Linked DNA regions of Homo sapiens: region 2 is linked to region 1. A link is a loop called in an ENCODE intact Hi-C map of the cell type or tissue named here. Cell type or tissue: CD4-positive, alpha-beta T cell. All regions are shown on one strand. Links, peaks and the distances in the headings refer to the core of each region. The heading gives the core; the rest is flanking DNA. Region 1 overlaps SFMBT2 (Scm like with four mbt domains 2). Region 2 holds the start of LOC105376387 (a long non-coding RNA gene).

Evidence for each region. Hi-C counts contacts between places; a loop is a spot of excess contacts. Peaks named below come from ENCODE experiments on the same cell type or tissue, not always from the same donor. Only the 100,000 strongest peaks of a DNase experiment are listed, where the experiment ranks them.
Region 2: it touches region 1 in a loop (2.4-fold over the local background); 8 of 110 quality-filtered maps call a loop at or near these places.

Annotation. Positions count from the first base shown.
Region 1 is chr10:7,190,874-7,196,247 of GRCh38, forward strand. All of the region lies in intron 15 of SFMBT2 (Scm like with four mbt domains 2), which reads right to left. Among named protein-coding and RNA genes, the nearest start is that of SNORD129, 6.8 kb to the left of the region's middle. In CD4-positive, alpha-beta T cell, for the core only: no CTCF peak of the experiment used is centred there; a DNase peak (open chromatin) is centred at 2,378; H3K4me3 peaks cover 1,248 bases; H3K27ac peaks cover 2,300 bases.
Region 2 is chr10:7,115,091-7,120,464 of GRCh38, forward strand. It overlaps LOC105376387 (a long non-coding RNA gene), which reads right to left and starts at 3,379. Exons shown (of 5, transcript NR_188183.1): 1 at 3,190-3,379. In CD4-positive, alpha-beta T cell, for the core only: no CTCF peak of the experiment used is centred there; no DNase peak of the experiment used is centred there.

The DNA.
Region 1 (5,374 bases), core at 282-5,281:
GTGGGAGGAACCTTGTGGGAGGTAATTGAATTGTAGGGGTGGTTTCCCCCATAATGTTCTCGTGGTAGTGAATAAGTCTCATGAGATCTGATGGTTTTATAAGGAGTTCCCCTTTTTGCTTGGCTCCCATTCTCTCGTCTGCTGCCATGTAAGACGTGCCTTTTGCCGTCTGCCATGATTGTGAGGCCTCCCCAGCCATGTGGATCTGTGAGTCCCTTAAACCTCTTTTCCTTTATAAATTGCCCAGTCTCAGGTATGTCTTGATCACCAATGTGAAAACGAACTAACACATTCCCCCACCTCATTTCTCAGCTCTTTTACAGTAAAATCCTTAAGAAGAGTCTACACTCAACAGCGCCTTTTCCTCTTCTTCAGTCCTCTCTGGAACCCAATCCAATGGGGCTTTTCTGTGTCCACAATGTCCCTGAAACTGTCTTATCCAGATGCCTGGTGAGAGCACATGGCCGAAACGCTGGGCAGCTCTGGGTCTATTCTCACCCTGCCGGCAGGGGCTTCCCTGTCTTCCACCTCACGCTCTGAGAGCCTCACCTCCCAACAACCGCCAGGGCGATCCTTTCAACAGGTCAGATCAGGCCTTTCCTCTGCTCTGTTCTTCTCTTAGGATTGTTCTTCCTGGGGAAACCCTTCCAGACCATCCCTCCCCATCCGGGTCTTTACTCCAAAGTCCGTATCAGAAAGGTCTCTGCGAGTATCCTCTGTACACAGCACATTCCTCCCTTCATTCTCTGGCCTCTCATGGATAACTTGTCTTATTATTAGTATAGGATTATTCCGTAATTGGCTTATTTGTTCACCATCCACCCCCACTAAGACATAAGCAGCAGGAAATCAGGGACTTCATTCTGTTTGCTGCTGTATCCATGGCAGATACAACCATAACTGGCAAGAGTAGGTGCTCTATAGATATTTTTTGAATTAGTTCAATAATTTCAATATGGGCTCTGAAATTAAATTATTCTGTTCATCTAAAAATTAACAATAAATTCACTCCAAGTATTTGATGCCATATAATCTACATGAATGGAGGCTCAGGAGTTATCATTTGCTATTGCTTTTCATTGCTACAAAATCTTATCCTATGCTATGATAAGAAAGTTCATCAAATTTATCTTGTCTTCTCTATGAGAAAATAATAAAGAAAAGCCTGACATGCAAAAAAAAAAATGTGCACTTTTCCTTTGCCAACCTTCCCTCAGCACCCCAGACCATGTGAGTGTGTTCAAGTTCACACCCACCCGTAAGCCTGGCACATTATTCTTAGTGGGTTAACTAATGTTCAGCATAAATTGAAAACAGCAGCAACAAAAACACAGCACAGTATCTTCAAGAGGCCTGTCTGCATCTGTCTTTGATTCCGAGGACTGACTTCGCTGAGGTCAGCTGGGTAAGACATTCCCTCTGTCCAATATCACATGGAAAAGTCCTCAATACGAGATCGTCATTCCTACTCCCTCAACACCTCCTCCCCTGGGTGTTACCGATAAACTTACGACTGCTTCGAAGAATGAAAGCTCTTCTCCTACCACCAAGTCTATGAACACTGAAGGCTGCTTGGGGCAGCCGACTTTCAGGATTCCGACCAGAAAGCTTTCTAGTTTTTAGGTACATGTTGTTGTGAGTGATAGCCCAGGACAAATGCTCAGAGCTCCACAATGAAGGGGAAATTCAAACAGCACATGACAGACTCCCCAGATGTGAGAACCAGACACCCCAAACAAAAACACGGAGGGAAATCGCTTAATGCATCAGCCACAGGGGCAGAAATCGAAACCGTAAATAACAGCTGAGGCCAAATCCCAAACCGCCAGGTCCCACTGGAAAGATCCCAAACTGCAGGTGACCAGGAGCCAGAGTCACCTGAGCCCTTTGGGGGTCGGAGGTCACATCACTATTTGCAGTGGGGCGTCTCTGACTCAGGGCCGGGGGTCCGGGGCACACCGCATTCTGGTTCAGGGGTGCCGCACTACTTCTTTGATTCTGCTGGTCTACGCCTTCACACCCAGTCTTTGGACCTCAGCTGAGTGCCCTGGTCTCACCAGCATCTCAGCAAACGGGGTGGAGAGTTACACTGGAGCAAAAAAACAAGCCCTGAGAAGCGCCTCATTGCAAAGCATCCTGGGTGCCAGGCTTCCTGGGGCTTTCTCTGAACTCTTAAGCACCAAAAGAAGAAAAAAGAGAGCAGAAAATCAGGCGTTCTATTTCTACCTTTCTATAGAAGGTTACAGCTCATCGATTTCCTTTCTATAAACGTTCCTCTCTTAAGCTCCTGAACCTGGACTGCCAAAAAGCAGCACACAGGACAGGCCAGGTCTGCTGCCGAGCAAACACAAGTGGAGAGCCCCTGCCTGCTCAGCACCCCTGAAGCTCATGCGGAAAACCCACAAAGGGGTGCCCACAGATGGCCCACATGAAAGGCATGTTTCTCTTTTTTTCTGAAAAACAGAAGTTAGATACTGTCACTGACATTTACATACTGATATTTTAAGCCAAATAAATTCTAAGAAAAACCACAAGGCTCCCCAAGTCTCTGAGAGCCACCCTGGGATTTTCTCCAAGGACAATGTCCCCCCACCATGATGTGTGGAGTCCCTGTGAAGGCAGAGGCTCCATCGCCCTACCCAGGTGCGTGTTTTCAGAGTCGTTTCTGCCAGGAGCGCTTGGCTGGTCTGCTCTCACCTTCATCATGGGTCTGTGTCTGCAGCTGAAACAGTCACTCCAGGACCCACGGACAGGAGTAAATAGATTAGATGTTCCGCTCCCCGTTGGCCTCTTGTGCCCAGGCTGGCTCACTGGTTTGCTTTCTCTTTCACACACAGACACTAGCCTGATACACTGTCTATAAAGTGAGGACTACAGGCCTGGTGATTCATGAGATGGTATGTAAGTTACAAGGCAAAAATTTCCTGAACACCTCGTGCAATGCAAAGGAACGCAACAGCCGACAAGACCCTTTTGGTCATAGGAGGCGAGCAATCTCCTGATATGACATAGATCATGGTTTATCTCTCTTTTGGGGACCCTGGTACTCCGGGAGAGGTTGGGGTAGAAGGATTTGGGATAGAAAAAGATGCTCCCAATGGACAATGACCCTACTGAGCATGGACACGTGACTTAGGATAAACAGCATCACCACTGCCTGTGCCTAACAACTCCACCCTCCATGCAACTGGGCATGGGCATCCTGTAAAAGGCCCAGCATGTGAGGGGCGGTCACCAGCTGGGCCTGTGCCTCCACGCCAAGGCCTGCTTCGTTCTGAGTTTGCTTATGGGGTACGTCTGGACCTCAGTGGACCATTGAGTGACTCTGGTTCCAGCTTCTCCCAGGTCCCCTACCTCCCCTCGCTGCACCCCCTCGAATTGAGGCCAGACACGCTCGTGGTCCTGCCAAACCCCACTCAACTCTAACACCCATCAAGTGAGTAGAGCCATGCATTAAAGACCACTTTTGCCAGAAACTTCGTCCTCTCTTATAAAGCGGCCCACTCAGACAGAACCCAGAACTGGACTCTGCAGCCTGCACTGAGCCTTGCCAAAGACCATGTCTGCATCCACACCCCGAGACGTCTATTTCTGGCAGAACAGATCAGGGTGAACCGCTCTCACTGCACATCTCCTACACATAAAGTGTTCAAGTTCCTAATAACACCGATGGCCAGGAAAAGCAATGCACTCTGTCTTTACTTCCATTACCTCGTTCTCTTTAACTAAAATGAAATTTGAAGCTACAGAGGCTCTGGTACTGAAAGAGGAGCATTAGCGTAAATATTAGCTTGGTGGCACTTACATTTTTCTTGCACTCACAGAACTGAAGCACTCACCTACTTTTTTGTTTTGTTTTGTTTTTCTTTCTTCCTGCCACATGCATTTTTCAAACATCAGCAAAAAACTAGTTTTGTCATTAGAAAACTGCTCTGGACTCGGCTTTAAATTTGGCCGCTGGCACTTATCGGAGAATTGATCAGGGATAACCACTTCTGACTTAAACAAATCATTTAGTAAAGTAAAACAGCCAGCCCCTCAAGACAGGCTGAAGCCAAGGTCATCTTGTGTGTTAACAGAGCTGGCAGATAAGGGAAGGTGTCATTTCAACAACGGAACACGTCACGTGAAACAGGCTTGCAGGCAGCTTCGAAGAAGCCCATCAGCTCTCCGTATTTTTGTCAGTTGTTGTGTCCTCATCCTATCACTCACAACAAAAACAGGCAGAAATACAGGCAGACAACATTGCCCTAGTGGAAATCCATTCACAGACTGACAGCTGTGGCAGACGGAAGAAAGTCAATTCTCACTCTAGGGTCCTATTTCCGATGGTGGCAGAAATTCTTATGTGTAATCCTGGCTTGATTTCTGTTTGGATTGAGTTTAGTATCTGCAGGGATCTCCAATCTGTGCCAATTTATTCACTTAGCATTAACTAGCGGTCCTGCTGCTTAACCACACTGCGGAGCCCTTCCCAGGGTGTGGCCCTCCCAACTCAATCACCCTTTCTCTTTAGCTGTGAATTTCTCATATATGGAATCTACTTGCCACTTAGGCTTAGTGAGATGCGTACTGTTCGATTTCAAGACCAAATGCAGAAATGAGCTATTTACAAGGAAGGCAGCTCCATTCTGCTGCTAAATGAAGATGTGTATGAAGGCCCTGGTACAATGGCCAGGCCTGCAACAGACTCTAAACACGAACAAGGGCCCTTTCTGGGTCCATCCCTTGCAGTCTGCACATTTCAGGTGCTGTGAGGATCCTCTCCTCTTCCCTCCTTCATCACCCGCACCCCAGATGCCCCAGCCTTGTTCCTGCTCCTCTCCCTACCAGGGGCAGGCCACCTGTTCCGCAGTCCCCACAGATTGCAGATGCCTCCGGTGTGATCTCACAGTGTGCATGCCAGGTCCTGTCCTGGAACCTGGGACCACGTGGCTACCTTCTATTTACATACTCATCTTTCCCATCGACTGGACGCTCATGTGGGCCAGGGACCACCTGCTTAACATTCTACATGCTCCCAAATAAATGACCACAACAATAGCCTTATCGATTTCTGACAGGTTTCTTCTAAACTGTAACCTCTACTTCCTCTCTCAAGCAGATGTTTTTTTAAATAAAAAGGTCTTTAACTACGAATACCACTGATGACCAGGAAGAGAAAATGCCCTCTGACTTCCCTTCAATGGCCTCTTTCTCCTCAAGTGAAATGATATTTGAAATCACACCGAGGCTCTCGTGTGGAGGGAAAGCTTGAGTCTCGCATCCCTCTGAGGGTGCCCTATCCATAGATTCAAGTCCAAATCACTTAAAATATCAGAGAAGGCCTTTCACAAGCAGGCCCCATCCAATTTGCTCCATCCAACCTCACACT
Region 2 (5,374 bases), core at 152-5,151, 76 kb before region 1:
TAAATGAAGAGATGAATCCTCCCCATAATGCTCCATTCTCTGGTGGCCAGTGGGGAGGTGAGAGTTGCTATTGGCCTAGGAGGTAGATTATCTGGACTCCAGACCTCTCTCTGCCATAGGTGTGTTTTTGAGCTATGGGCAAGTCGTTGATAATATCTGAGCTCAGTTTCTTTATTTGGAAAATGCAAGGGTTGGGTGAGTTATTGCCTGAGGTTCCTTTGAGCCCCATCATCCTCTCTCTTTCTCCCCTGCTTGCGGAGTGATTTGGGTTCTTATTTAACTTAAGTGCAATGGACATAGCTCTTCTCAAAGGGAACTTGGGAATCTTCTAGGATACAAGCATTTTCCAGCAGAATTGGGGCATCCCTAGATGCAGAATGTGATATCCATTTTTGCAATTAGATACTTTGGGAAACTTGGCTCTGAGGGCAGAGCTGATCTAAAACCCAGCACTCAGCAACATCAATTGCCACCTTGGGCTTACAAAGAAGAGAATCTGCAACTAGTAACAGTAATTTTAAATAACCACTCTGAATAGATTTGTGTACACATCTGCTTTTCCTGAAGGGACCTGAGATGTGTCCTCAGAGAATGACACCAGCACTTAGCCAGCACCACTCACTCCGAAGAACGTCACAGCAGCAACGGATGGTGGAAGAAAAGTCTGCCGCGGGTTTGCAGTGTCTTTTTCAGACCATCCCACAGAAACTTCTGCTCCTAAGTCCTAGCAGGGGAGCATGTGTTTGCAAGGTCCATCATCCTTTTTTCTCTTATAAGAAGGCTGAATTGAAACCTGCACAGCAGTGGGACACAATGGGTCATGTCTGTACTCCCAGCAATTTGTGGGGCTGAGGATGCAGGATCTCTTGAGCCCAGGAGTTCGAGATCAGCCTGGGCAACATAGCAAGACTCTGTCTCTATGAAAATGTTTTTAAAAATTAGCTGGGGATGGTGGCACACGCCTGTGGTCCCAGTTACTTGGAACGCTGAGGCAGGAGGATTACTTGAGCCCAGGAGACCAGCCTGTCTCTACAAAAAATGAAAAAAAAAAAATAGCTGGGCATGTGGTTCATGCCTGTCGTCCCAGCTACTTAGGGGACTTAAGGTGGGAGGGTCACTTATGCCTGAGTTTGAGGCTGTGATTGCATTCACTTTAGTCTGGGTAACAGAGCAAGACCCTAATAAAAGTTTTTTTTTTTTTTTTTTTTTTTAAAGAAAGGAACCTGCACAGTGAGGTGCTCCATCACAGCCACACAACTCTGTCAACACAAACCAGCCTACTTAAGTCTCTTATTCTCCATATGTCAGACCCAGCATGGAAAGACACCCCTAGATAGGGGGAAATGGAACCAAACAAGGAGCCACACAGATGGGCAAGAGACTGCAGGGCTGCAAGGCAAGGCCTTTGCCACATTGACCAGATGGTAGTTTCCAGGAGGAGAAAGATCTGATTTGAAGACAAGAAGGAGAAAATGACCTCTTAAATTTGGGAATTGAAGACAATAAAAGAGATGTTAAATTATCTGCATTCTTGTAGAAATACAGTTCAGTGAAACAGTTAAGATCAAGAGCTGTGCCAACTATGGTGGCTCACACCTATAATCCCAGCAACTCGGGAGGCCGAGGTAGATTTGCTTAAGTCTAGGAGTTCAAGCCTGCAGTGAACTATTACCATGTCACTGCACTCCAGCCTGGGTGACAGAGCGAGACCCCCAATTCTAAACAAAACAAAAAAAAGGATCAAGGGTTCTGAAATTCATATCAAGGTTTAACCACTGCTGACCTCTATAACCTTGCACAAGAGACTCAACATCTCTCCAAGCTGCATGTTCTCACCTGCAAAGCATGAGAAACAATAGGAACAATCTCCTAGGGATGTTGCAAGAATCAAAAAAGCTAAGGATGGTCGAAGTGCTTATAACTATTAACCACCATAAATCCTCAATCAGGGCAAGGAATGATCATCAGTCAAGGGGCATACACAAGTAAGAACAGAATCATCTTTAACCTGAAATTCCTCTTTTTAAATGGGAAACAGTATATACTTTTCTGGGTTATTGATTATGATTTCTATATTTTCAGACCCCAAAATCAGATCAAGTGCTTTCTGAAGTTCACATTACTTCTGAAACAATGGAACAAAGCATTTTAAATAAACGTGACTCAGACAATTCAGAACATATGGTCGTCATAATGTGTGTCCGTGTTGAACTATCCCTGAAAAGAGCATGGAGCACTAAGCATTTAACAGTAAATGAATTACTCACAATCACATGAAAATATATAGACCAAGAAACAGTCTTGCATCGAACACCATCAGTGCCTTAAATTTAACTACTGGGGCCAACCTCTTGTGAACAGACAGATTTGCATCTTTTTTGTCTTACCTGCCTAGTACAAGGCAACAGGGTATAACTCAAGCCAGAGATTTATTTTGAATAAAACAATAACGAAAACTTGCTATCATAATCATTTCAGAAGGGGTGGCCCACTGCAACAGAATTCCCAGCTTTCTAGGTCACCCATTGTTCTTGGAGAGGTGGTGAACTTTACTGCATTTTGGAAAGAACAAGAAGTGTCCTCAATGCCAATTCTCAGACATGACAAAAACACTAGTAACAGTTTGTCAAGAGAAAAACACACCATGACATAAACATTTATAGATAAAGTTTTTGCTAAGGTTTAATATTATTCTAAACATATTTCAAGGGTTTCTTTTAAAATGTATGTTTGGGGGGATTTCTTTTCACTGATGTGTGGGGAGGCTGAGCTCCATGCTCACCTACAAGGGAAGAGAAGGAGAAGTACACTCTTCAACTTTCAGAACACAATAGTAAAGCTTCGAGCACGGAATAAATATTGAAACGAATTTTCACACTGGGAAATCTACTCACAATAAGTAAGTAGGATGGAGAAGGAAATGAAAGGGCCCCGTTTTTCAGCGTCAACACAATACGTACAAATCCTCAGGCTCACCAGATGAATCTTTGTGCAGACTGTGTCGCTTGGGTGTTAGCATGGAGATGACAGAGAGTGATTTTCAAAGAATATGTACAGCCTCTGCAGCCTAAATTGAGTGGAATAAGATCTGAGTGAAAAGCAAGCGCAGTCAATAATAGCCAGGGCCGGCCATCGAAAGCTTCTCAGAGGAGAACCCAGCGGTGAGTAAGAAGTAGAGAACATTCTTACCTCGCTTAATCCCCCAGACCACGTTCCAGCCATCTGCTGTGGAATTACATTCAAAACTAAAGTAGGTCATAGAATTGTTAATGAGAACACAGGAACTTCAGGGTTCTAGAGATCTATCCTTCAGTTTCTTCTTTTGGAAAATGAGAGGCTCTTAAGTGCTCCCCTCAGAGGATTTTTGCAGGGATTGAATGAGCGAGTCTGTACAAAGCACTGGGAATAGTGCCCGGCACAGAGCAGGAGGCTCTCCAGGGTGAGCGCTCTGTTTGCACTCATGGCTTTCATTGCCACCCTGATTGCTGTTCTTCACCTCTCCCGGCCTCCTGTCTGCAGAGGGCTTGGTGACAGCCACAGCCAGAGGTTCCTAGACTTTTCTTTCTTTTTTTTTTTTTTTGTTTTGAGATGGAGTTTTGCTCTTGTTGCCCAGGCTGGAGTGCAATGGCATAATCTCGGCTCACCGCAACCTCTGCCTCCCAGGTTCAAGTGATTCTCCTGCCTCAGCCTCCTGAGTAGCTGGGATTACAGGTGCACGCCACCACGCCCGGCTAATTTTGTATTTTTTTAGTAGAGACAGGGTTTCTCCATGTTGGTCAGGCTGGTCTCAAACTCCTGACTTCAGGTGATCTGCCTGCCTCAGCCTCCCAAAGTGCTGGGATTACAGGCGTGAGCCACCGTGCCTGGCCCATAAATTCACTTTTCAAAATAGCTAGGGTTCTTTTATTTCTTCAAGGCCAACTTTGTGTAGACTACATTAGCACATATAGGTAAACTGAAAACCCCACTGAGGAATGAGAGGTAGACTTGGTCATAAATGTCAGGGGGTACTGGAAGGCCCTGCGAGAGCTTCAGCAGGAAGGATCTGCCAAACCCAAGTTGATGAAGAAACCTAGCTATCATCATGGAAGTCAAGAAGATTTAATTAGGAATCCACACTGATTTAGCAGGACGCTGATCATGGCAGTCTCTGCTGCTGTGGATCTGAAAATGGCTCTTCGTGTTTTACATCCCCGTTCCCACCCCCAGATGTCTACTGTGAAAACTGCCACTTTTCACCATCATTTGTAACACCTGGATTATCAGACGCTATCTTTTCTGAAAAGCAGCCTATATTTATTTCGGTTGAGTTTGGAAAATTTCTGGTGAAGAACTTTATCAATGTTGTCACCAGTATACCTTATCACCTTCAAGCAAATTGCCAGGCCGATAGGGTGGGGTGGATTACCCAGGAGCCCTCCAGCTGAGCAGCTCTAAAGTTGGAGGAGACTGGCCAACAAGACTCACCAAATTCTTATCACACGCTTTGTTAGTAGCAAGGAATCAGCATGTTGAAATGCTGTTACGATTCATGACTCACCTTCACAGCCTCCATTCAGACCTTGAGAAACGCTTCCAAAAACTGCAGGAATGATTTCTGAAGGCTGCTCTGGCTATACTTTTTTGTTCGTGTCTACCAAGAGTCTTTTCCAAGCCGCATTGCGTTCATTATTGAACAAGAATTCCCTGTGTTCCTCAAGTTCCCATGAACAAACAAAGCCCCTATAGCATTGTCATGGGAACCTACAGAAAAGATCACAGCAGTGGTACTTATGAAGCAACTCTTCTAGAACCATCTGATATTGACTATTGAGCTGCTTCTCCCGAGAACGTCGTCAAGGCCACGAAAGGAACAAACAAAAAGAACTCTTTTATTTCTGGTCATAGCGACTGCAGCACTGGAACAACCTGACATACATACACCCACTTGAAAACATTTTGTAATTTGTCCAGTTAAAGATTCCACTTCTTACGTTTTTTAGGTGTGCCCAGCTGAGCCACTTACTCTAACAATATTTTTATGGTTTCATATAACCATCCCCTATCACAAAGGTGTTGCTTGAATTTCAGTACAGGTATTCGGGCGTGTAAAACACAGAAAGAGAATTGCCAATCTTCCTGTACACTCCAGGCATCAGCACCTTGAGAGAAAAGCTCATTAGCAAGAAGAGAGGAAAATCCAATTTCCAACATGTAGTCTTTTGGCTGCAAATGTTGATAGCAATTTCAGTCATTAGTCTCTTTCATAAGTGCTGAAATCATTATAGTAACAGAATGGCCAACGGGCAACCTCACCTCAGGCTCATTCTTGCAACCGCTACCTAAGCCTGATGATTTCTCTTTCAAAATAATTACAGGAGCAGCCATGCTGGCC